Linked DNA regions of Homo sapiens: region 1 is linked to region 2. Evidence: read pairs that join two places in POLR2A ChIA-PET (ENCODE). Cell type or tissue: PC-9. All regions are shown on one strand. Links, peaks and the distances in the headings refer to the core of each region. The heading gives the core; the rest is flanking DNA. Region 1 has its middle 15 kb from the start of CPM. Region 2 overlaps TODL (transcript overexpressed in dedifferentiated liposarcoma).

Region 1 (8,339 bases), core at 170-8,169, 77 kb before region 2:
CATTCCTTCTGTTGATAATTATTTAATGAACATCTAATAATATGCTAAGCACTATGAATACCATGGTGTAAAAGAGAAACATAGTCCTCACTTTGATAGAGTTCATATTGTATTGGGAAAGATGATACAGAGATAAGCAGTCACTCAGTTGCCATTTTGATGCCTATTACAGAAAGAAAATTACAGGATATTATGAGACATACTATCAGAACGTACTTACTTTTTTTCTTTTTAGACAGTTTCTTGCTCTGTTGCCCAGGCTGGAGTGCAGTGGTATAATCATAGCTCACTGAAGCCTTGAACTTCTGGGCTTAAGCAATCCTCCCATCTCAGCCTTCTGAGCAGTTGGGACTACAGACACATGCCACAACACCCAGATAATTTATTTTTTGTAGATATGGGGCCTCACTTCGTTGCACAGGATGGTCTCAAACTCTTGGCTTCAAGTCATCCGCCCAGCTCAGCCTCCCAAAATACAGGAATGATAGGCATGAGACACCATGCCTGGCTCCTTCACCTTGTTTTTTGTTTTTTTTTTTTAAATTACAATAAAGAAGTGACAAGGCAGCAGAGCAGAAAGACTGGAGTTACCACTCAAATCAGTCTTTCTGAGAACTCAGACGTTAGGATTTTTAAAGATAGTTTGGTGGGCGGGGACTAGGTAATGGGTACTGCTGATTAGTTGGGAAAAAAATCATAGGGGTGTGGAAAACTGTCCCAGTGAGCTGAGTCTGCCTCTGGGTGGGGGCCACAGGACCAGTTGAGTCATGAGTCATGAGTCCAGGTAGGATCAGTTGATGGCCAGAATACAAAAATCTGAAAAACATCTCAAGAGACCAATCTTAAGTTCTACAGTAGTGATGTTATCTATAAGAGCAATTGGGGAAGTCACAAATCTTGTGACCTCTGGCCACATGACTCCTGAGCAGTAAGGGATTATAAAAGTATACCTATACTTTAGCAGAATTCAGGTCCCTCCAATAACCCTAATCTTGTGGCCTTTCATTAGTTTTCACTCTCTAAGCAAGGAGGAGATTAGTTTTAGGGAGGGACTGTTATCATCCTTGCTTCCAAGTGAAACTATAAACTAAATCCCTCCCATGGTTAGCTCTTTGTGCCCCCAGGAATTAGCAAAGACAGCCAGCCTGTGAGACTAGAAGCAAGATGGAGTCAGTCAAGTTAGACTTTTCTTGCTGTCATAATCTTTGCAAAGGTGGTTTCAGTTCCCTCCCTTGTGCTTCAGCACACCTCAATCCTGAGGTGTGAGCTGGGGAGATGGGAAAAGGCTGACAACTGCTCTTCCTGTTGACAGGGGGTATAGTTGGGGCAAGGGTTGCCCCCAAGGTAAGAGGAGTGAAACCATTTTGCAGTTGTCTGTATGTATTCCCAGGTGCCTTGTTGGGTCCCCAATGTTGGTATAACAAAAACGTTAGTATTCTTATCCACATCGTTAGTATAGCACTTAAGAGAACAGTAAACTACAAGAGACCTAATGCAAGGTGTGAAAGTCTTAGCTTCAGGAGTCCTTGCAGAACTGATCTGAAGCCTTGAGGGATTCAGGTAAATATCCCCAAGAACCAATCAGATGTGAGTCATTAGTATAGGCTCACAAACAATGGACAAGGCTAGAATTTTTTTCTTTTCTTTTCTTTCTTTCTTTTTTTTTTTTTTTTTTTTTTTTGAGACAGTGTCTCACTCTGTTGCCCAGGCTGGAGTGCAGTGGCATGATCAGAGCTCACTGAAGCCTCGACCTCTAGGGCTAAAGTGATCCTGCCATCTCAGCCTTCCAAGTAGCTGGGACTACAGGTGTGCACCACCACACCCAGCTAATTTTTAAATAATTTTTTGTAGAGATGGGGTCTCCCTATGTTGCCCAGGCTGGTCTCGAACTTCTGGGCTCAAGTGATTCATCCTCCTGCCTCGGCCTCTCAAAATGTTGGGATTACAGGTGTGAGCCACTGTGCCCAGCCAAGGCTAGAATCTAATAACAGGCATGCTATAGGTTTTTTTTGAAACATAATTTTTCCCTCTCCAGTTTTCCCCCATTTTTACCAAAGACAAATCATAGCAGGACCAATTTATTTGCAAAATAAGCTTTGGTTTTATTTATACTAGGCCTAATTGTTTGCATGAAACATAACATGAATAATTATTTGCTATATAGGCCTTTTTAAAAAATTGGCTTTGCTGGATGTTTTTTTAATAAGGAATCTCAGATTAGACCTTTTAAAAGCATCTTGAGCCCAGCCAAAGATTTATTTGTGCCTGCAGATACCTGTATGAATTGAATGAATTCCTCATTTCTAGAGGTACCAAAATAACTTGGGATTCCTAGGCCTATCAGAAAGGGACATTTTTACTTACCACAGGTTGGGAACCTTGTAAAAACAAGGTGGCCAGTTTTTCCAAGGAATTTTTATCAGCTCTGTAGCTCAACCTCAATTCCTCAAAGCAGTCTGAAAAGTCTGAAAACATGTCATTCCAGTCAAAGCCTTGGTAAAATAACTAGTGTCTCTAATAGTGTCCTGTTACAAAAGAAAACAGATGCTTACTGAACTTATGCAAATAGCGATACTACCATAAATTAAGTATACGTAGACATAGTTTCCAAATTACAGAGAAATAAGGTAGAGAGAAAGAAATGCGCTCCAAAATTTGCTCACTGGAGTGTATTTTACTCAGTTGTTAAAAGCTGTAAATAGCTCCAAATAAAAAAGTTTTCTTGACTCTGAAAAACACAAAGAATAAGCAACGTTTTAAGCAAAAAATCATAAAAAGATTATTTTGGTCTTCTGTTTGCTCAGTCCATGCAAATAACTCCTGTTCTGCTCAATATTCATGAACACATAAGCTCTCCATGAAAGTCCTAGAAGTTTTTTCCCTCTATTCCAGTGGCACAACCTCCAAAGTCATCAGAAACCTGCATTCAAGAGCACAGAAGGTGCTCATTGAGTTGAAATGGAGTTAAGTGGAGTTCAAAAAAGCTTCCAGAAGATGGATCTGTTTAAGCTGTAACTTGAAGGGTGAAGAAATAGAAAGTCCAGGCAGAGGAAATAGTATGTTTTATTTTACATAGTCATGTAGTTTTTATCAGATATCTTTGCACACATTAGAAATAATTTTGAGGCCGGGTGCAATGGCTCATGCCTGTAATCCCAGCACTTTGGGAGGCCAAGACACATAGATCACCTGAAATCAGGAGTTCAAGACCAGCCTGGCCAACATGGCAAAACCATATCTCTACTAAAAATATGAAAAATAGCCAGGCATGGTGGCATGCACCTGTAATCCCAGCTACTCAGGAGGCTGAGGCAGAAGAATCACTTGAACCTGGGAGGCGGAGCTTGCAGTGAGCTGAGATCGCGCCATTGCACTCCAGCCTGGGCAACAGAGTAAGACTCTGTCTCAAAAAAAAAAAAAGAAAAGAAAGAATTTTTATATAATGACTAATTTTATTTATTATTATTTTTTTTGAGACAGGGTCTTGTTCTGTTGCCCAGGCTGGAATGCAGTTGCACAATCAGGGCTGACTGCAACCTTGACTTCCCAGGCTTAAGGGCTCCTACTGCCTCAGCCCCCGAAGTAGCTGGGACTACAGGTGTGTGCCACCATGGCCAGCTTTTTTAAAATTTTTTTTTATTTTAGTAGAGACAAGGTCTTGCTATGTTGCCCAGTCTAGAAATTAGATTTTTATAAAAATTTATACTAATGTCATAATTTCAACCCATTTCTAGCATACCCACTCGCCAAACAGCTCTAATAGCTGTTCCCCATCCCAAAGCAAACTCTCAAGATCCAAAATAGTCTAACAAACAAACAAATAAGACCCAAACTTTAAGGACTTTGAGCTTTGCCAAGATAGGCTTTTATCTAACTCCTATTGGGAATGATATTCAGGCTACAGATGAGTTATTTTAGTTTTGCCTTTCTAGAGTCAACAGAAACACTGAAGCTTAAGTTTTCTAACTGTCCCCTTGATCTGTTCCCTCGAGCACCCTGGATTTTATTATCTGACTATAATAGCTAGAATATAGGGGTCAGATAAATACCGCTAACAATTTATTTTTTGGAGTTTATATTGAAAGTGTGAAGCTATCTGTTTTATGACCTTAAATTATCATTCGTGAGGAAGATGGAAGAGAGATGAGGGCCTGAGGGGGTAGGCATTAGGGAAATGAGAATTTTTGACATGAGAGACTGACATGAAAAAGTAACCCCAAAATATTCAGGTAATAAAACCAATGCATTATTGATCAGCCCATCAGATTATGTGTTGTTTAGTTTCTAGTGTCTGTCTTTTAGAGTATATAGGGAGTTGGGAAGGCTTTGGGGGTTTTGGGGGGAGGGTAGGGAGGAGGTCCCTCTACTCCATTTATCATCTCTCTTGAACTGCAGAATTGGGTTTTAAAATCCAAGTTAGCGTAACCCCCAGTCAGAATGAAGCTTGGTTGCCTGCATATAGCAACAAAGTTAGGAGGAAATAGTCTCAATGATTAGACTCTCATCATCTCAGTAATACGAGAAATTGCAATTAAGGGTAATTCAGTAAGGATTTGGAAGCCTGAAATTGCTCCAGAAGTAAAAAGTCTTGCTAGACTCCTGCATCTTTTGGTTCAGTTGCCATTTATTGCTGCCACACAACCCAGTAAGCATGCCAATGTATACTATGGCTAAATATGATGCTCTAACCTTGGACCATTGCTCAGTAGCCAGTGGCAGATTGGAGTGGAGGTAAAAGTACTCATAACTTGGTGCCCCACAGTTATTTGTGGGAATACATATTTCCTCCACTAAATGGTAAGCTCCCGGAGGACACAAAATATACTTTATTAATTCCTTTATCCTCCATCAGGCCTATCAAGTATTTTGTATGTATTAGAAACTATTTTTGTTGTTAGAAGTACAGATTCTGGGCTCACACCTGTAATCCTAGCACTTTGGGAGGCTGAGGTGGGTGGATCACTTGAGTCTAGAAGTTCAATACCAGCCTAGCCAACATGGCGAAAGCTCATCTGTACAAAAAATACAAAAATTAGTTGGGCATGGTGGCACACACCTGTGGTCCCAGCTACTCAGGGGGCTGAGGCAAGAGGATCGCTTGAGCCCGGGAGGTCAAGGCTGCAGTAAGCCGTGATTGTACCACAGCACTTTAGTCTAAGCAACGGAGCAAAACCCTGTCTCAGAAATAAGTAAATAAATTAAAAAGTACAGATTCTGGAGCCCAGTAGATAAGGATTCAAATTCTGAGTGCCAACATGACTGTGGTTTGGTGTTTAAAGTTGTAATTAGGAATTCACCACTTACCACCTTCATCCTCTTCCTGGCATTAACTCCTGTAAGCTTCAGTTTCTTCTTTAGAAATGTGGATAATTGATAGCACCTACCTCATAAGGAGTTTGAGAGGGTTAAATGAGATTGTTCACATAAAGCACTCAACAATGTGTCTGGCATTCAGTAAATGTTGCTATTATCAATGGAGGTTGTGCAGTAGGTTTTCAAAGAAGGTGTATTAGGTTGTTGAATTATGGATCATGCTTGTGGTGCACAAGCAAGCGAACACAGTTGAGGTACAGCAATGGAAAATTGCAGGTGAGGCTGGCTTCAGAACGACATGCCCAGGGACTCAAATGATGGCACCCAGACCTGGTTTCTCTCATTTCATAATCAGTGTTGCATTCACTGTGTTTGCTCCATTCTCAGACAGCCTCTCATCTCCAGGTCAAGACCTGGAAGAGTCTGCTTCCCTTTAAGTCAAATCAAAGCTTCAGCTAGGTCTTGTTGGCTTGCATTGGGCGAATGAAGATTATGCACCTGTGCCTGAGCCATCCTCTGAGGCCAGAGGATGCAGTGTGCTTGGGCCTTGTTCACGTGCTCATGCCTGGAGTGAGGGGGCAGACAGCTACACCTAAACCATATTGACTAAGAGTGGAGGCAGGGCTGGTTCCTCAGAGGGAAATTAAGGTGCATGTTCTAAAAGAAGGTGAATAACTGCTGTGTAGAAAAAGGTTTTGAAAGGTGGTAAATAATTAATATAAAGTAGCATTGATGCTTCAAGAAGATATACCACTAAGGTATATCTTCATTCGCCCAATGCGCGCCAACAGGGTATTGAAAAAGGTAGGAAATAATTAATATACTACATTATGTTATATATTAGTGTTATAAATCTTGGGTTTCAGGAAATGGAAATCTTATTTTGTAATTTGTAACAGTAAAGCAAGTAGGAGAGAAAGGGAAATAGATTTATATTGTATCAATTTAGCTAAACTGGAACTGGGTTTCCCTGAATTTTTTTCCCAGCATGGTTGTGGATTGATTGGGCCACAGCAGAAGCTTTGTCCAAGATTTGGAAGGTGGGAGTTAAGTGCCTATTCTTTTTATGCTCAGAAGGTCAGTCCAGGGCATTAGAGCCACTGTAGCTCACATACATTGTTGCTTCTCTGCTGGCTCACCTGACAGGCATGAGGCAGCAGCTGGGTCCACCAGCCCTTATAGAGCCTGCCAGATTGCTCCTTCAGCTTCCGCGACCCCCAGGCCAGGTGTGTATTTACTCCTGACTAAGGTGCCGCTGTTCTTCAAAGTGATCCTCACGTGGAAGTGGTAGGCCTGGAGGTAGGGAGATACCATCATGGGTTCCAGTCTGTCTGGAGGCCCAGCTCTTCCCCACAGGCTCCAGTTTGTCTTTACCTTCTCCAACTTCATGTCCATCTTTCCTTGCCAACTACCTTCCCTGCAGACTGCAGACCCAAGCACCGGGTGCAGAAGCCATAGCATAGAGCTTTTAATGATCTCCCACAATTGCATAAGGTCCAATCCTTAAAACAAATCCATTAGTCTATATCACTCCTAGTGGTTCTGCTTCTCTGATTGAATTTTGGAACATGGAATGAAACATATGGACTTTAAAGTCTGACAGCCTGGCTGTACCACTTACAACTGTGTGATCTTAGGAAACTCACTCAACCTCTCCGAGCCTTACTTTCCTCAAGTGTTAAATGAGAACACTAATCCTTTCCTTTTAGGATTGTTGTGATATAATAAATAAAAATCACTTAACAATGCTCAAACTTCAACAGCATTCAACAATGTTTTTGAGGCTTTCAGGTTTTGGGAATACATTGAAGAACAAGGCAAGCATATCCCTGACCTGATCATGCTTAGGGTTTAGCTGGGGATACAGGCAAGTTAACTAGAGTGTGGTAAGTACAGTGTGGTAAGTATTCCTACAAGGAAAAGAAGGAGTAGGATGGGAGGACTAGCTTCATCTTGGTGGTGAGTAGGGGAGAGGAGTATGTCAAGGAAGGATTCCCAGAGGAAGTGGCATCTACACTGAGCCCCAGGGACAGATGGGAATCTTCTGTCATTTTAGGAAGAGGGTATTATGTGTGCAAAGCTGATAGGCAAGGGAAAGCCTGGAGGTTCTCATCATCGTTAGGGTTCATATTGCAGATGCCAAGTGCTGGCCGTGCCAGCCCCCACCACCAGCGAGTGGGTCGTATGTCCAGAGCAGGGAGGAGGCATGGAAACTGGGAGGTGCCAGAGCCCAGGGAGCAGAGCAACCAGGAGCCCGGGGGCCTCATGGAATAACCTAGACTGGCTGTGAGCACACCCTGGACTGGGAATGGAAATATAAGGCTATTTTAGGGCAGTGTTCTAGCAAGTAAACATGACTTCCTAAGAAGAGGAAAAGGACAAAGGGCAGAAAGGAAGGAGCCAGATGCCATCAGTTACACAATGTGCCAGTGAAGGCCATGGGAAACCATGTGAGGGGAGGGAGGAAGCTGCAATCCGTGTGTGGGTTTTTGCTGAATTGGAGTTTCCTCTCTCCTCTCCGGGACATGTTGTGCTATGCCATGTTGTGCTATGGCATTTGAGATTATCTGGGGGCCAGAAGGACTTCATATCCAAGTGATAATAAGGGTATATCCTCTTGAAGCATCAATGCTACTTAAAGATTGCTTTTTTGAGGGAAAGCCTATCTTATTTTAAAAATGTATCTAATAGATATTTCATAGAACAGAATGCAAATATGTTTTGGGTTTTTGCTTAGGATAAAATATGGGCCTTCAAGGAAATGCCTCCACTGGGGAGAGCTGGTCCCTGCTCTTCCCTTAGACCCAGGTTAGCCAGTATGAGGTTACTTTGTTCTGGCATTGAGAGTACTTGGCCAGAGAAAGAGAAGTTTAAAGCCCAGGTGAGAGTCTAGCCTGAACTTTCTTTTCTCTGAAGGCTATGTCTTGCCAGCCCCCCATCTCCAGGACGGGCTACATGATCTGTGGGACCCAGTGCAAAATGAAATTATTAAAAATTTCAAGATGGGGACAGCAGTGCACTAAAAG
Region 2 (8,339 bases), core at 133-8,132:
GAATTAGAGATCAGCTTGGGCAACATGGCGAAACCCTGTCTCTGCAAAAAAAAAAAAAAAAAAAAAAGATATATATATGTATAAAAATATATATAAAATATATAAATATATATATAATATATATATATTAGCCCAATATGGTGGCATATGCCTGTAATCCCAGCTACTCAGAAGGCTGAGGTGAGCCTGGGAGGCAGAGGTTTCAGTGAGCTGAGATCACACTGCATTCCAGCCGGGGCAACAGAGCGAGACCCTGTCTCAACAACAACAACAACAAAAGCAAGGAGCAAGCAAAGTTCTGTTGTCATTTTGATTTCGCCTCTAAAAATTAAGAATGGATGTGCCTGGACTTAAGCTGCCCATGAAGCTGCCCATTTCTGTTGATGGAGTTTACCTGGCTCTGTCACGTGAACCCACTGAGCATCTCAGTGGAAGACCTCCAAAACTGCTAGAGGATAATTTTAGTTTTTTAATTTAAAAAACTTTTTAAAAAATTTTTTGAGACATCACTGTCGGCCTGGCTGGAGTGCAGTGGTTAAGATCTCACTTCAGCCTCTGCTTCTGGGTTCAAGAGATTCTCCTGCCTCAGGTCCCTGAGTAGCTGGGATTATAGGCATGCGCCACCACGCCCAGCTAATTTTTGTATTTTTAGTAGAGATGGGGTTTCGCCATTTGCCCAGGCTGGTCTTGAACTCCTGAGCTCAAGTGAGCCACCTGCCTTGGCCTCCCAAAGTGCTGGGATTACAGGTGTGCCTTTTCCTAGAGGATAATTTTAAGAAAAAGTAAAATCCTGATTCTCCTTCAGATATAAGGTGAATACATGTAAAAGATATTATTTCACTCATTATTTACTGAGGGAATCAGGTTGATGGCACAACCAGTTCAAAGGAAAATCCAAAGAACAGACACATATATGGATTGGGAATATTAAAATGAATTTACAAATAGATACAAAACTGGCTTTTTAATGGAGGGAGGGGGCATTTTCCTTCCATCAAAAATTGTTTGCTTTGCTAGCATAGTTGTGGTTAAGTGTGCAGACCCCAAGAGTCATGGCACTTGGACCTGAAGCTGGGAGCCACCATTTTTATTTATTTATTTTTAGAAATGGGGTCTTGCTATGTTGTTCAGGCTAGAATACAGTGGCTATTCAGAGGTATGATCATTATGCACTACAGCTCGAACTCCTGGCCTGAAGTGATCCTCCTGCCTCAGCCTCCCAAGTAGCTGGGACTACAGGCCCTCGCCACTGCTCCTGGCTGATCCTCCACTTTTAGCTATGTGGCCTTTGGAAAGTGACTAAAACAGGAATCAGCAAACAGCCCAAGGATAAAATCCAGCTGCCACCTCTATTTGTAGAGTTCTTAAGCTAAGAATAGCTTTTATATTCTTAAGTGAATGAAAAAAAAAAAAGAAAAATAATATTTTATGACACATGAAAATTATATGAAATTCAAAATTCAGTGCCCATAAAATAAGTTTGGTGGGAACGCAACCATGTTCATTTGTTTGCATATTGTCTATTACTGCTTTCAGTTCTACAGTGACAGGGTTGAGTAGTTGTGACAGAAACCATCTAGCCTGCAGATCCTAAAATATTTAATACCTGGTTCTTTACAGAAGAGAGTTTTACAACCCCTGAATTATCAGTAATATACTTCTCTAAGCCTTGGTTTTATCAATAATAAACTTGTCTAAGCCTTGGTTTTCCTGTAAAGTGAGGAACTAAATGATACTTACGTATGGGTGCAGTGGCTCACGCCTGTAATCTCAGCATTTCGGGAGGCCAAGGTGGGTGGATCACCTGAGGTCAGGAGTTCCAGACCAGCCTGGCCAATATGGTGAAGCCTGGTCTCTGCTAAAAATACAAAAATTAGCTGGGCGTGGTGGCGTGCGCCTGTAGTCCCAGCTACTCGGGAGGCTAAGACAGGAGAATTGCTTGAACCTGGAAGGCAAAGGTTGCAGTCAGCCAAGATCCTGCCACTGCACTCTGGCCGGGGCAACAGAGAGAAACTCTGTCTCATGGAAAAAAAAAAAAAAAGTACTTACATCATAGAACTGTGGTAAAAATTCACTGAGATGATGCATAGGAAGCACCTACTGTAGTGCCTGGCTTGTGGTGAACTCTATAACACATAGCTAATCAGTCCCTCCTGGAAATTGTTTATATAGATACTGGGATATAAATGTTCCCCTTTTTCCTTTGGGGTCTCTAAGTTAGGATGATATCACCTAGAAATGTCTATAGTCATGCCTATCTCTCTACCTCTTCCACAAAAATAGCAACACTAATAGTATATTAGCATACATTTATTGAGCACATTCCATGTGTTGGGTACCGCTGTGAGTTGCTTGTGCCTTTTTAAAAAATGTTTGAGATAGCGTCTCGCTCTGTCACCCAGGCTGGAGTGCAGTGGCGAAATCATGGCTCACTACAACCTCGCACTCCTGGGCTCAAGCTATCCTCCTGCCTCAACCTCCCAAGCAGCTGGTACAAGCATGCATCACTGTGACTGGTTAACTTTATTATTTTTAGTAGAACAAGGTCTTACTATGTTGTCCAGGCTGGTCTTGAATTCCTGGGTTTAGGTGATCCTCCTGCCTCGGCCTCCAAAAGTGCTGGGATTACAGGCATGAGCCACCATGCCTGGCTCTGCTTGTGTATTATCATCTCATTTAATCTTTACAACCACCTTATAGGGTAGGTAGGTATTATTATTGTTGTTGTCTCTGTTTTACAGATGAGGAAACTGAGACTCAAAGAGCTTAAGTAATTTATTCTAAGTAAGTAGTGGAACCAGCTTCAAGCTGAGGCAGTCTGACTGAAGAGCCATCCGCTTATGCTATCACCCACATAGAGAACACCCACCTGCAGCAGAGAGAACGAGGCCAGCTCCCTAAAGGAGGCAGCCCCATGAGATGGAGGAAAGAAAGGGAATCCTACTAAGAGCTCCCCGTTTTCCTGTCATTTTGTTTTGTTTTGTTTTGTTTGACAGAGGCTAATGTGGCTTTCTGACACCAGAGACAGAAATATGCTCAGGAAAATAAAGGATGAAAAAGACATGGATGTTTCCTTCCAATAGCTCACAGGACAGTGGGGGAGACAGACAGACAAACAAGCAAACGGAAAGAAGACAGGAAGCACTAAGGGCTAAAGTAAAGCCACCTTTTAAATGCTGCGGGAGCACAAGGAAGGGGACTCAACACAGCATCAATTAGAGACATGTGTGTCTTCCACGTGTTGGGCACTGTGCTGGGTGCCCTGCGGTTGACTCTGTTAATATTTCAAGTAGAATGAAATAATTTGCGTCCTTTGCTTTTTGGGCCTTTATTGGTGCCTCTTCTGCAATGAATACAGGGTACCCTACAGTCTGCTAGGATTCAGTGTTGGTTCATCTGTGATGTGGCATTTCTTACTTATAGTTTAATTATGATTGTTCTATGCCAACAATGCTGCAGTGAGGTCTGCAAATGGGCTAGGGAAAGCATTTGTTAAAATATAAAAATGTAATTAAAAAAAGTCAGGGTTGTCTTTCCACTAGCCAAATTATATACTTGCTTACATTTTAGGTACTAACTTATTAAAGGGGGGTCCCAATTATGTCTCCCTTTCACAATGCAAGCATGCCTTTAGCCACAATTATTTGTTGTTGGAAAACTGCACACACAATTGCAGCCACAGTTGTCTAATTGTAGGCTGAAAATGAAGGGCAGGCAGTTAATTATTTCTCAGATGCCTGATGCTGCATGTCATTAGCTGGCTGTGGCACAGGTCATTGCACAAGGCGTTCTTCAGCTACGAAAGGTAAGAGCCTGGGTGACGCACTCCACTGGGTGTGGACTTGGAGAGTTAAACGCCCGCTCATCTCTGCCAGGGTGTGCTTTGCTCCGAAGAGAACTGACTTCCCTGTCAACCTTTCACTTAATACTAGCTTACCTATTCTCTCTGTCTTGCTTCTTTGTCTGTTCTGATTTCTTCAGGAATCATCTTGTCAGCTGAAGTGGATGTGCGCTTTTAAAAAAAACAAAAATCTTTATTCCAATTTAAATTGTTTTTTTCATTTCTGTCTTCCAGCTTTTCTCATATTAGAAAGATTGGAGAGAATTGTTTCTATGGAAGTGGTGAACATGGGACAGAAGTACTTCTCTCTTGATAAGACCAGCATGTGCAAACCAGGAAGAAAAAGTAAAATCTCCAATAATAGAGAGATAAATCAAACAGGAAAAAAAAAAGTCTGGGTCCGAAAAACACGTGCATTCCTGTAGCAGAGTTTATGCGAGTTTTTTTTTCTTTTTTTCTTTTTTGTGATGAGGTCACTATTACTCACATGGCTGTGTGGGATAGACAGAGAACATGCATAAATAACAAGAAAGCAAGCATTCTAATTTGCGCACCTTGTTTTTTTAAGAGTATAATCATTGGCTGGAATTAATAGGAGCAGCTCTGAATGAATAACTTACTCAGCATGTAAGTGAAATAACTGAGATTAGAATCCTGAATTGTTACCTTGGGCCTGGAGCATTTACCTCCTTCTCTACCTGCTTATCTCCATCTCCTCCAAGGTGTGTTAACCTCATGATAATCAATCACTTCCATGATCAACAATCTCGCTTCTTTTGAGATACTCTTAGGATTTCTGCTCTAAAAACTTAGACTACTGGGACTTGATTTTCTTTGCTTTTTTCTCAGAAATGTATCTCTTTCTTGTCCAGTTGCAGCAAAATCGAGTGTATGCGGAGTTAAACTCCTACAATTAAATGTGCCATTTCAGTTATGGTTTCTTATTCAGAGTTTTACTTTTTTGTGTCTAGATTTCATCTATTAGTTTTATAATCTTCATTGTACCCCCTTTGTGACATAAAAATTCTATTAAACCAGTTTTACAAACATTGGAAGGTTAGGAGCAATAAACATTGGTACAAAAGTCCCAATTGAAATTAAGGGTTTCTCATAAAACACTACCTTTTAAGGAAATATTGCCAAGTATAATATAATTGTCTTCACTGAATGTATCAATCAGAGTTCTTGATTGCAGACAACAGAGGCCACCCTAACTGTTGAGGCAGGAAGAGTTTTATTGAAGGAGTATTAGGTAGCTCACATCTAACACACATAAACTCACATACGAGTTGTTATGATAATTCAAACTCTCACATATACTGTCAAAAGAGTGAAAAGGCAACCCACAGAATGGGAAAAAATATTTGCAAATCACATATCAGATAAGAGAGTAATATACAAAATGTATAAAAAACTCCTAAAACTCAACAACAATGACAATAACAAAACAACCTGCTTTAAAAATGGGCAAAGGACTTGAATAAACATTTATCTAAAGAAAACATACAAACGGCCAATAAGCACAAGAAAAGATGCTCAACCTCGCTAGCCAATGCGGAAATGCAAATCAAAACTACAACGAGATCTCACCTCATATCTGTTAGCATGACTACTCATTAGCAGCCATCCTAATTTTTAAAAACCCAGAAAATAACAAGTACTATGAAGATGTGGGGAAATCAAATCCCTTGATCTTGCTAGTGGGAAGGTAAAATGATGCAACTGCTGTGGAAAGCAGTTTAGCTGTTTCTCAAGAATTACTGTATGATCTGACAATTCCACTCCCAGGGATGTGATATTGTTTGGCTCTGTGTTTCCACCCAAATCTCATGTTGAATTGTAATCCCCACATGTTGGAGGAGAGGCCTGGTGGGAAGTGATTGAATCATGGGGGCGGACTTCCCTCTTGCTGTTCTCATGATAGTCAATGTGTTCTCTGGTTGTTTAACAGTGTGTAGTACTTCCCCCTTGGCTCTCTCTCTCTCCTGCTCTGCCATGTGGAGAAGGTGCTTGCTTCCCCTTTGCCCTTCCACCATGATTGTAAGTTTCCTGAGGCCTCCCAAACCATGCTTCCTGAACAACCTGAGAAACTGTGAGCCAATTAAACCTCTTTGCTTCATAAATTACCCAGTCTCGGGTAGTTCTTTACAGCAGTGTGAGAATGGACTAATATAGTATGTAACCCAAAGAATTTAAAGCAGGAACTCAATTAGATACTTACATCCCAACTTTCACAGCAGCATTATTCACAATTGCCAAAATGTGGAAACAACCCAAACCTTCATCAACAGATGAATTAATAAAGTATAGTGTATACACTCAATAGAATATTATTCAGCCATAAAAAGAAATGAAATCCTGATAAATGCTACAACATGGATGAAACTTGAAAGCATTACGCTAAGTGAAACAAGGCAGACACAGAAGGACAAATATTGTATCATTCCACTTACATGAGGTACCTAGAATAGGCAGATTCATAGAGACAGAAAGTACAATAGATGTTTCCAGGGGCTGGGACAAGACGGGAATGGAGAGTTGGTGTTTAATAGATACAGAGTTTCTGTCTGGGATGACGACATTCTGGAAATGGATAATGGTGATGGTCACATAATACTGTGAATTTACTTAATTCCACTGAATTGTACACTTAAAAGTGGGTAACATGGTAAATGTTATGTTATGTATATTTTATCACAATTTAAAAAAAAAGCAAATACTCCTAGCTCAGGGGCTGTGCACAAACAGGCAGCAGGCTAAATCTTGCCCGTAGGCTGTAGTTTGCCAACTACCGCTCCATGGAATAGGGACACAAGCTAGGCAGAGGCTACAGTGCGTGAGCCTCTTTAGAGTCTCACCACAATGGGTAAAGGAATATGCTCCCTATTAGTCAGCTATGTGTATTTGCTCTTCCAGTAATGCAAGTTCCCCTGCATGAACTGAAAGAATTTCTTCAACTTATTATGCCTCAATACTTCTCTATATCCTTATCGATCATCCTGCTTCCTTTCACCTCAGGCATGGCATTCTTTTATAAGACTGACTCCTATGCTTTTTTCTCTTGATTCCATTTTCTCCCCTCCTTCTCCTAGATTCTTGCTCCATTAATCATCCCTTCCTCTCCGCTGGTTCCTTTCTCTTAGCAGCATGTCTGCCCATATTTCCTCTAACATAAAAGGAAGTTCTCTCAACCTTCCATCCCCCTCCAGCTACTATTTTATCCCTTTCTTCCCTTCACTGTCAACTCTTTAAAAAGAGTAGCTTCCACTAGAGTTACTAAGCTAAACTAAAAAGAGAAGTACCTACGTACTTATTCTTTAATCTACTGCCATCTGACTTTCTGTGAATTGAAATGTCCTTTTAAAGGTATTTCCTGATTAGGAATCTAAGGGCTCCCATCATTTGACCTTTCTGCTTCATTTGGTGTGTTAAGTGCTCCTTCTCAGTCTCCTTTCCAGGATCCTTTACAAATCCATCCACAGTTACTGAGCACTTGCCACCTGCCTGGCACTGCACTGGGTGCTGGGGACACTGTCTGCCCTCCATGCATCTCTAGGTTTTCTTTCCAAGGCTTCCCTGAGCATCTTCTGTTCTTGCTCTGTGCTCCTTCTGCAGGTTATTTACCCACTTGCTTGGTATTGAGAGCTTACTCTATGCCACCCTGTTCTAAGTGCTTCACATGGATGAACTCACTGGACATTTGAAACATTCCCATGAGGTGCTATTAACATCTCCATTTCACAAATGAGAAAATCAAGGTACAGAAGGTAGCCCTAAGTACTACAGCTAGTAGGTGGCCGATCTGGGATTAGAACCAGGCAGTCTGAATGTAGAACTTGCCCTCTTTACACTCTACTGCCTCTCCCTCAGCTTCAAATATCTCCTCCATGCTGACTGCTCCATCTATGACTTCAGTTATTTTTGTTTTGTTTTGTTTTGTTTTGCTTTGCTTCGTTTTTATCTTTGAAATGAGGTCTCCCTTGGTAACCCAGGCTGAAATGCAGTGGCGTGATCATAGCTCATTGCAACCTCGAACTCCCGGGCTCAAGGGATCCTACCACTTCAGCCTCCTGAGTAGCTGGGGCTACAGGGACATGCTATGAGGTCTGGCTAACTTTTTTTATTTTTAGTAGAGATGGGGTCTCACTATGTTGCCCAGGCTGATCTCAAACTCCTGGCCTCAAACAGTCCTCCCACCTTGGCCTTCCAAAGTGTTGGGATTACAGGTGTGAGCCACCACCCCTGACCTATGGCTGTAGTTTTGATGTAACTCCTGGACAGGTTCTTTCCTAACATTTATGGGGCTCATACAAAAACCAAAACGGAGCTCGCATTCTAAATGTCTGAAACTTTTAAAGTTATAAGTGAAACTATCAACTGTTAAGTACATTCTATTATCCTGCTTGACAAATATATCTTCTTAACAATACGGATTAAATTTAGGCTTCTTGGACTCTGTGGGGTTCATGCTGGAACACAGCGGCATTGAACAAGCTGG

Evidence for each region. Peaks named below come from ENCODE experiments on the same cell type or tissue, not always from the same donor. Only the 100,000 strongest peaks of a DNase experiment are listed, where the experiment ranks them.
Region 1: POLR2A ChIA-PET joins it to region 2 with 5 read pairs; 2 of 35 experiments call an interaction of 5 or more read pairs at or near these places.

Annotation. Positions count from the first base shown.
Region 1 is chr12:68,944,190-68,952,528 of GRCh38, forward strand. It overlaps a transcript of CPM not described here. Among named protein-coding and RNA genes, the nearest start is that of CPM, 15 kb to the left of the region's middle. In PC-9, for the core only: no CTCF peak of the experiment used is centred there; no DNase peak of the experiment used is centred there.
Region 2 is chr12:69,020,785-69,029,123 of GRCh38, forward strand. TODL (transcript overexpressed in dedifferentiated liposarcoma) reads left to right here. Exons shown (of 3, transcript XR_001749099.2): 3 at 4,076-4,547. Among named protein-coding and RNA genes, the nearest start is that of TODL, 17 kb to the left of the region's middle. RefSeq lists an enhancer at 3,374-4,573 and a silencer at 5,715-5,944. In PC-9, for the core only: no CTCF peak of the experiment used is centred there; DNase peaks (open chromatin) are centred at 3,827, 4,367 and 6,797; H3K4me3 peaks cover 1,015 bases; H3K27ac peaks cover 1,587 bases.